2 separate regions of the Homo sapiens genome follow, and region 2 is linked to region 1. Evidence: chromatin loops called from intact Hi-C (ENCODE). Cell type or tissue: HepG2. All regions are shown on one strand.

Evidence for each region. A loop is a pair of places that touch in the nucleus more often than their neighbours do. Peaks named below come from ENCODE experiments on the same cell type or tissue, not always from the same donor. Only the 100,000 strongest peaks of a DNase experiment are listed, where the experiment ranks them.
Region 2: it touches region 1 in a loop (7-fold over the local background); 3 of 110 quality-filtered maps call a loop at or near these places.

What each region holds. Positions count from the first base shown.
Region 1 is chr11:32,790,947-32,795,946 of GRCh38, forward strand. It overlaps CCDC73 (coiled-coil domain containing 73), which reads right to left and starts at 3,716. Exons shown (of 18, transcript NM_001008391.4): 1 at 3,667-3,716. RefSeq lists silencers at 2,032-2,081, 2,092-2,211. In HepG2, a CTCF peak has its summit at 2,123 (motif pointing left); no DNase peak of the experiment used is centred here; H3K4me3 peaks cover 299 bases; H3K27me3 peaks cover 533 bases.
Region 2 is chr11:32,428,837-32,433,836 of GRCh38, forward strand. All of the region lies in intron 1 of WT1 (WT1 transcription factor), which reads right to left. Among named protein-coding and RNA genes, the nearest start is that of WT1-AS, 4.2 kb to the right of the region's middle. RefSeq lists enhancers at 1-309, 1,333-2,052, promoters at 2,012-2,403, 4,433-5,000 and a silencer at 4,344-4,481. In HepG2, a CTCF peak has its summit at 2,460 (motif pointing right); no DNase peak of the experiment used is centred here; H3K27me3 peaks cover 4,004 bases.

The sequences.
Region 1 (5,000 bases):
TTTAACTAAACTAAACTCCAATTTTTTTCAAATATGAAACAAGAATTGCCAAAATAGCTTAATAAAGTTGAATCCAACACAGCTAGAAATGTACTGCTCATTGAACTTAACTGAAAATAAGTTTTAGTTTTATATGAAATTAATCAGTGCCAGAAAATCTCATACAGGTTTTTCTTGTTACTAACAGAAAATTTCCATGGGTCATCAGGAAATTAAGAAAGCTGAATGACTTCCTGATGTGTTTCTCTGTCATGTCAATATTAGCAAATAAACGAATTAGGAAAATGACATCAATAATTTACAATAAAAATTTTCACCTAAATGTACATTACAACAAAAACATTTCTGCCTTAATTATCTACATGATTATTTCCCAAAGTATGTTCTAAGGGGCACAAGGCCCACAAGATACATTTCTAAAAACAGGTTCCACAGTCAAATAAATCTGGGAAATCCCATACACTAACTCCCCATTTCAGAGATAAGCAGTCCCATTAGCTTTGTTGGAGCCTGTTTAACTTTAATCCGTATTTCCCAAGTTTACCTTGATCTTGAAACACTTTTTTTCATAATTCATAAGACAAGCTAATATTCTGGGGAACATGTATTCCAAAGAACATACTTTGGAAAATTCTAATCTACAAAATTGTTATATGTTCTTCCTTCACTAGTGGCCTAAACTGATTGTAAAGAATAATTTCCCAATTAAAAAAACACTGTTCTCAGCCAGGCGTGGTGGCTAATGCCTGCAATCCCAGGACTTTGGGAGGCCGAGGCAGTGCAATTGCTCGAGCTCAGGAGCTCAAGACCTCAAGACCAGACTCAGCAACATGGTGAAACCCCATCTCTACCAAAAAACAAAATCAAAAAGTATCCAGTTGCGGTAGTGTGCTCCTGTAGTCCCAACTATTCAGGAGGCTGAGGTGAGGGATCACTTGAGCCCAGGAGGTGGAGGCTGCAGTGAGCCAAGATCACGCCACTGTACTACAGCCTGGGCAACAGAGCCAGACCCTGTCTCAAAAAAAAAAACCACACACACACACATACACACACACACACACACACACACACACAATCCCCACCACTGTTCTCATTCAACTGTTACCAGGACTGATAAAAGAACATAATCCATCAACAAAGACATTTACCATTGAATCGATGACTTCTTTCAACTATAGCTCTAACACAATTTCCCAAAGTGTGTTCCATTAATAAGCACAGCACAAAAAAATAGGACCCCACGGTCTAGTGCAGTAAAACTGTAGACTGTGACTCATTCATGAGTCAAAAAATCAATGTAATGGGTCTTGACCAGAATTTTTTTTTTAATGAAAGGCTAGACTAGTAAAAAATAAAATAAAAAACATAAGTGTACACTGCTTATGGTAAAGGTAAGTATTGACTCATGTGTAAGTATTTACTCATATGGTAAAGCTAAGCATTGACTAATGTCGGCTGTAATCAGAGAAGTTTAAGAATGCTGTGAGTTCAAAAAAAGTTAGGTTAAACAAGTTCCTTCACTGCAGGACATTTTAGAGTCCTTAAATGAATTCCAAGAGTATTTTTGGCCACAGAAACCTTTTTTTATTGAAGCATCTCACAGGACTAGTGCTCCCTGGAACACAATTTAGGAAATACTGTCTTTTGGAAACGGTGTACCTCCAACTGTCTTGAGGTACACTATATAAATAACAGTGCCCAATTTTCACCTCCTTCAGAAAACTCAGTCAGATTTCTCATCTTAACTATAGCATCCTTCACAATTTGATCAAACTTGCAATAACTTTAATTTGGTTAGCATGAAGTAGTGGTTAAGCATCTGGGTTTCAATTCTAGCTCCACCACTTGTCGGCTGTGTAATCAGCCTTGCATTGTTATTTAATCTCTTTCCCATGGTTTTCCCATGAAGTGTAAGGAGAATACTGGGAATACCTACGGTACAGGGTTTGGGGTTTGTTTTTTTAGGATTAAATGAGATAACTTCCAGCCCCTGGCGTGTAATAAGCATTCCACATATGATATCTATTACTATTAGAATAACACTATCACCGCACCTGTACAGTTATTACGGGATACACGGCCAGAGCGAAAGAAACTAAAAACCCTATGCTGCCGCCTGGTGGACACTCGGAATTTAAAAATCTGTCATTCGCTTCCTTCCTGACACTACGATATGAAGCCGTATGGAAATTAAAACGTTTTCTCAAGCTGCATTAACACACTTTATAAATCATCAAAGTGGGGAATCTAATTTTCCAAAACTTAACAACTACCCCCAAGGCAACCCTGAAACCAGGGAGAGTTGTAAAGACTCAAATTGGCCGAAGAAATGGCTGAGAGAAGACACCAGTGAAGGACTACAGAGGAAACTCCATCCACAGCGTATTTGCTGATTCTCAGGTTGGGATATTTCAGTATAGATTTTTTCTTCAAGGTATAAAACAAAGAGAGCCATAGGAATTTATCACAACTAAAGCAAAATAACCAATAATCATCAATTCGAGGATCTCAATATAAGCAGAAGACTCCGTGGAATCTTCACATTTTCTTTCTAAAAGAAGTGCACTGATCATAAAGGTTCCCATAAATGACTTAAGGGTTGTCACTTATTTTCAGCAGCAAAGTGAAGTGGAAGATTGCAGCAATGACATGAATAATTTATTTTATTTTATTTTATTTTTTTAGACAGAGTCTCGCTCTGTTGCCCAGGCTGGAGTGCAGTGGAGTGATCTAGGCTCACTGCAACCTCCGCCTCCCGGGTTCAAGCAATTCTCCTGCCTCAGCCTCCTGAGTAGCTGGGACTACAGGTGCCCGCCACCACGCCCGGCTAATTTTTGTATTTTTAGTAGAGACGGGGTTTCACCATGTTGACCAGGCTGGTCTCAAACTCCTGACCTCAGGTGATCCGCCCGCCTCGGCCTCCCAAAGTGCTGGGACTACAGATGTGAGCCACCGCCCCGACCAAATAATTTATATCTAGAATTCAGCATTATCAGGATTAGCAGGGCAGTCATTTCATTCCCAGTGAGATTCCATTTAAATTTGCTCGTGCAAGGCAGTTTGGGAGAAACAAAATCACCAGCAGAATGAAGAAAAAATAGAGAAATGTCCCTGGGAATTTACACACTTCTGCAACTGCGCTAGAACTTTCGCACTATACTTAAAACATTCTGCAAAAAGTAACGTTCACCAAAGAAAAAGTCGAGATTCACCAATAACAGTTCCAAATGTTGCTAACTCTGAGCGGTCAGAGTTGTTTGAAAATTTTCAGAAGAACAATCGACATGATTGCATTGCATTCATAAGGCAAATATGAGGTTTAAAACAAAAACCACCACCACGCAAGGCACATGTACAGAAGGCGCTTCTCCACGATGAACAGACGAGACCCTCATGACTCACCCGCAGTCTCAATCCTGCCCAAGCAGAGATCCAGATGGATGCCTCAGTGTGGCTGCTTCTCCTGGGTCGGGAGCGTGGAAGATTCTAGACACAGCCCAGCAGTCAGGAGGCTCCAGGCCAAAGCAGCCCCTTGGCAACCAGAGCAAGGAAGGGTAGGTTACGCAGCTGGAGGTGCAGGGCAAACCCGTAAGTGGACCCTGCATGAAAAGATTAGGGCTGCTTCCTAAACAGCCCAACTACACGCTTGTGACTGCTCCGACTTACCTCAGCGAAGCGCGCCTCTAGCTCCTGTTGGCCCTTCCGGTTCACCTTTTCCCGCCCTAGGGCACTTCCGGCTTGAAGGTCATTAGCCTAAGATACGTGGGTAATCTTGAGCATCTGGGGCAAAATATGATTGATTTTATTTTCTTTTTAAATACAAGCTTCGGAAAAGATACCTGGATATTTGATGTTTTTCCTTAAGTACAACATGTATTGGCTTATATATTCTTTTTTGTTTTTGTTTGTTTTCGGTTTGTTTTTGGTTTTTTTTTTGAGACGGAGTCTCGCTCTGTCGCCCAGGCTGGAGTGGAGTGGCGCGATCTCGGCTCACTGCAAGCTCCACCTCCCAGGTTTATGCCATTCTCCTGCCTCAGCCTCCCGATATATTCGTTTTTTAAAAAAAAAGTCTTTGGAAAGATGAAAGAAAAATGAGTAAGTATTACCTGTGGGGAGCAATGGGAAGTGTGTGGATGGGAACGGGAGAGAGAGGGAGACTTCACTGAATAGCTTTTTATACTTTTTGATGTTTGCTTCATGTGAATGTGTTACTAATTCAAAAAATAAATGTTAGCCGGGTGTGAGGGTTCACTGGCTCATGCCTGTAACCCCAACAATTTGGGAGGCTGAGGTGGGAGGATTGCTTCAGGTCAGGAGTTCGATACCAGCCTAGGCAACATGGTGAGACCCCCGTCTCTACCCAAAAATACAAAAATCAGCCGGGCATGGTGGCGTGCGGCTGTAATCCCAGCTACTTGGGAGGCTGAGGCAAGAGGATAGATTGAGCCTGGGAGGTCAAGGCTGCAGTGACCCAAGACTGCACCACTGCACTCCAGCCTAGGCAATGGAGCAAAACCCTGTCAAAAAAAAAAAGAAAAGAAAAGTTGCTTAATTTTTAAAGTGAAATAGAAAAAAAACTGCAGTTCTAATTATACTGATAATCACACCTATTTTAAGCACCTAACTAATGCTATGTTTCAGTATGTTATGTTGAATAGTCATTCAATAAGAATGTAATATGTTTCAGGCCTACATTGTTTTTGCATGCTACCAAAATGTAAAAGAAGTGGTTCCTGCCCTCAAATTTTTTTTTTTTTTTTGAGAAAAAGTCTCATTCTTGTCCCCCAGGCTGGAGTGCAATGGCACGATCTCAGCTCACTGCAACCTCCGCCTCCCGGGTTCAAGCGATTCTCCTGCCTCAGCCTCCCGAGTAGCTGGGATTACAGGCGCCTGCCACCACACCTGGCTAATTTTTGTATTTTTAGTAGAGACGGGGTTTCACCATGTTGGCCAGGCTGGTCTTGAACTCCTGACCTCAGGTGATCTGCCCGCCTTGGCCT
Region 2 (5,000 bases), 360 kb before region 1:
GACTAAAACCCCCACCTCGCTTTTTCCCAATTTATTTATGCCGCAGTCTTCTACGGTCTCTGCCGCTTCTGCAGCGAACCCCTGGCAAATTAAGTATAAAACTCGTTGCCTGATCGACAGAGAAGGTTGTTCACCCCCCAAAAATAAACTGCAGCTCTTCCGCAGGAGCAGCGCGGGCAAGCGAAATGAATCTGCTGGGCTAACCCCGCGTTGACTCCGAGCTGTAAATCAGGGGCCCGCGCACCAACTTTCATTAATTACTCGGAGCCAGTTAAATGGCCTGGTCTTAAAAATGGGAAGAGTAATTACCGAGTAATGTTATCTGTCTGGGGCTACCCGACCTGACACCATGACACCCAAGGGAAAGCTGGTGAGGGGGAAAACAAGGGCCCCTTCCAGTTGGGCCTTCAGATGGCGACCCTGCGCTCTCCTCCTCCTCCCCCCTATGGGACCCACCTTGCGCCCAGGGGTCCGACCCTGACCACTGCTGTAGGAGCCAACTTCCTCACTCCCCAGGCTGGACAACCAATTTCCTTTAGAGTGTGCCTGACACTGTATCTCCCTTTCCCTCCATGGTAGTGCTTCGGTCCTTTGCCTCAGTTTCCCCCTAGGGAAATCCTAGCATTCCCCCCCCCCCCCAAAGTGAGAAAAAGAGCGTGGAGCCTCAGTTGGAAAACATAGTCTTTTATAATTTTTGTTATTAAATTGCTTTAAACTTATACCCCACAAGCTTCTGGAAAGCTGTTGCTGCCTCTGGGGAAAAGGATCCTTCGGCTAAAGATACGTCATTGGCCCCGGAACCCAAGGATGGGGTCTCATTCCTCTACAAGTTCCGGAGTCTGTGGCCTGAAGTCCAGACACAATGGCTAAGGAGAGCTGCTCCTATGGGATCCTGGCAGGGCCACCCCAGCAGCCTCAGATCCTCCTGGCCCAGGACTGCCCTGGGTCTCCAAACTTCACAAAATTCTCAGGAGTAAATTGGGTCAAACAGCACCCATTCTCCCACTCTTGCACTATTTGACCAAAGTGCCTCCAAAGACTTAAGCAGGACTCAGCCGATGAGCAGGACCCAGGGCATCGTTACCTCCATTTTCGAAACACACACGGACGCTCATGCACACACACCACCACCCCCCGCCCAGAAAAAAAAAAAAAGAAAAAGAAAAAAAAAAAGCTTCTCTGGGGCAACAGAGGCATGAGCCTGGAGGGTGGTGTGGCAGAGTGCAAGGGAGGGAAGGAGGGGGCAAATCCTAACTCCCGGATAGTACAGGTCCAGGCTTAAGTCTCACACACTGCTCAGCACCACACACTGGGGATTTGAGAAGCCACTAGCTTTTATCATATGACCTCGAGGGCCTCCATTTCTCTCCTGCTAAGTGGGCAAAGATAACCCCCGGCCCCGTTAGCTCTCCTGCATGGGCGAGCACGTTTGGGCTTCCACAGACTTCCTTTTGAAACCTGAGGCCTGGCCTTCTTTGAGGCCTATAGATGAGCTTACAAACGAAATTTGGCTCAGGGCACCCACTATTGCCCGGAGTGAAGGCCGAATTTCTGAAAGGACACTAAAAAGAGAGAGAGAGAAAGAGAGACAGACACAGAGAGAGAGAGAGAGAGGGAGGGAGAGAGAGAGAGAGAGAGAGAGAGAGAGAGAGAGACGAAATAGAAGCTACGAAGAAGTTTTCTCTAGACGAACCCTTCTCCATTCCTGAGCCCAGGAGTAGGCAGGGACCCAGGGCACTGCACAATCCTCAGAGCCCTGCTCCGCAACTGTCCGTGCCCGGCGAGGGCCGTGGGTCCCGAGTCGCGGCACCCACTCTCGAGACGTCCGTCCGCACCCCAGAACTCGGGCCCAAGGATGCCCGTGGCCCGCGAGCCCTCCTAGGCCTCCTCCCAGACCGGACACGCAGACCTCGGCGGGCAAAGACCGGCCTCAAACCCTCTCCTTCAGGTCCCCCCGGGAGGGGCAGTGGTGAAAGCGCCTGCGGAGCGGAGGGAGGTCTCTTTTAATTAGAAGCTTATCGGACACGGGTTTGATTAGAGCGCGCTGTCCCTGGGCCCAGCGCTTGGCCTGGCGCGGAGAGTGCGGGGGCAGGGGCCAGGGGAGGTAAAGCTGCCGGCTGGAAGGAGCAGCGTGTTCAAAGGCTCCTTGTACAGGCCTTGGAGGGAGAGAATCGAGTGGCCAAGGTAGCGCCTTTCCCACGGTTAGTCCCGGCCCGGGAGGGGAGCGCAACCTTGACCGTGCGCTAAGAGGCGAGACGCGCTCTGTGCCCTCCTCCCCCGCCGGCGGCTGCAGAGAAGCCGGGAACCGCCTGGCCTGGCCGGGCCGTGAGAGCTGAGGGGTGAAATGGACAGCAGGCTCAGCCAGGAAGGTGCTCAGAAGGCTGAAAACGATGACTGCAGCTGCACTGTGATTGGGGAAAACCTGTCCCCCAACAAAATACCCTCTCCTGTGTGACCGGAAGAGGGAGCCTTTGGCCCTCGGGCGTCGCAGGCCTCCGCACCTGACCCTAGGGTGGCCTGATGATCCCAGGCCTAATCATGCCTTAGGGTTCTGCGAGCCTGCGGGGCTGCGGGATCAGTGGACTAGCAGGCAACCTCTTTTTTTTTTTTTTTTTTCCGAGACGGAGTTTCGCTCTGTCGCCCAGGCTGCAGTGCAGTGGCGCGATCTCAGCTCACTTCAACCTCAGCCTCCCGGGTTCAAACGATTCTTGTGCCTCAGCCTCCCGAGTAGCTGGGATTATAGGCGCCCGTCACCAAGCCCGGCCAATTTTTTTTTTTGTATTTTCAGTAGAGACAGGGTTTCACCGTGTTGGCCAGGCTGGTCTCAAACTCCTGACCTCAGGTGATCCAACCGCCTCGAGCCACCGCGTCCGGCCCAAGCAAGCTTTTTTCCCCTCCTCCTTAAGCCTTGCATCTAGTCTGGGGCTACTCAAGTCCTCACCCCACATCTGCCCTCACAAACCCGTCAACCCCCACACATGGACTAAGAGTTTGGTGCCCCTCCCGCAGGCCAGAAGAAATCCATCTCAACGGTGGGGCCAAGATCCCTGGAAAAGGAGTAGAAACACCCTAGCATGGTCTGGGTTCAAATCCCACCTCTGCCACCTAATCTCATAGAACCTGGATTTCCTCATCCAAAACAAGGGGCCTCTCCAGGATTAGCTGGTGAGCTTCTTGCAAAGGTTCTCGAGGCCATTGTCTTAATTAATATTCAGAACCCAGTGCCTGACCAAGTAGGCGATTGATGTTTGCTAAATTAATGTTTACAAGATTAGGATGCAAGATATAATATTTAAGAATTTAAAATATGAACATGCTTGTGAAGTTTTGGGCGGTTGTGAGTGGGTACCAACAATTGCCCCTGCCTGTGCACCATGGCTAGACTGCCCTAGGGATCCAGAGACGGCCTTGATTCCTCTCCCCTGGGGTTTGGCCTTGGCGCTCTGATGGCCATTTCCACATTTTTGAGAGTTGATGCCCTTGCCTCTCACAGCCCAAGTCTTGGGCCAGGCCCTGCATTCCTGGGGAAGCAGCAGGAACCCTGGAAATCCAAAGAATAAACCCAGAATCTCGAGGGCCACCCTTGCCCACTCCAGGATAGCAGCCGGAGCGCTTCTCACATCCAAGCTGCCCAATGAGCCTCAAGGGCTGGGTAAGATGGACCCATCTGTTTTCACTGCAAGACAAAACTTAAACCTGGAGATGGTGCTTCCAGGCTATATGACTTGAATCTAGGGCCCTCTCTCCATTGGGCTTTTTCTCCAGGGTGGAGAAGAAGGATACATTCACCTACTAGTCCTGGTCCCCTTTTAACTTTTTCTCCATGGCAGCCACGCCTGTATATTACAGAAGAATCCAGATATTTTCCAGAAGTGTAATGCCTGCTGGCTGCAAAACCCACAGTCCCACCCCCCACGACATGTGATAAGATCCCAGGCACCAGACCTGCCCTGAAAAGGGCTGGACAAGGGACCCAAACGAAGCGACAGAACCCAGGTTTCAAAAATCCCCTAGAAGTACTAAAAAGATAATGGCGTAGTAGTATTTTGTGCCCCAGGGGCATGGATTCGATGGTTTCTCAACCGCCTCCAAATAGCACACATGCAGACAGTGCTCTCGGATTCATTGTTTCTCAGTCACAGATGTTTAGATGGGTTGCCGAGTTCCATATTTAAAGCCCCAAGAGGGTGGTGGGTAGCGCTTCTGCATCTATGGAGTATAACTTCAAGCCGGACCCAATCTCCAGGTTGCCCATCTCAGCTGTCCTCTTATAGACGGGGACACTGAGACCTAGAAACTCCCCAAAAGTAACACCAGCCTGCTAAACAAAGGTGGCGCGATCTGATCAAAGAACACAAGCCTCAGCGACCAGTAAGTTGTCCCAACGCCCCTTGAGTACAAAACACTAATTTCACTAACTAAAAGCATAGAGTGGAGGCAACCCTTGGGTCTGCTTGCGGTTCCTCCACAGGACAGTGATCCCAGATTCTCCCGAAGAAAAGGGCGGTTTCGATTTCTCCAAGGCTTCGCGGGGGCCGGGTGCTCCTGGTTAGGCTAAGGTAGGAGCGGCCTGAAGACGCGCGTTTAGAAGGCGCGGGTGAAGGCGGGCAACAAGGGCAGAGCCCTTCTCCCGAGCCTTGGGCGAAGGTACCTCCTGCAAAAGATACACTCTGCTTCCCACGCATTCCAAAAACATCCCGGTCCCTAGGCCCTCGAGTAATTTTGCTCCAGGAAAAGCATCCGCCATTGTATTAGTAAAGCGTTTACTAAATTACCGAATCAAACCGAACTGGCTTAGGTTCTCAATAGCGTGGAAATCCACTGAAAATAAATGAAGAGGGCAAACTACAGGGGCTCCGCAGGTTCGGGTCCGCGCCGCCCAGGCGAAAGAGAGGTGGGCGGGCATCGGCGCGGGATGAGAAACCAACCTGATACTTATCGTGTGCCGAGTTCCCTCCTTGTATCCTGACTAAGCACAGCGAATAACCCTGTCCTTGTTC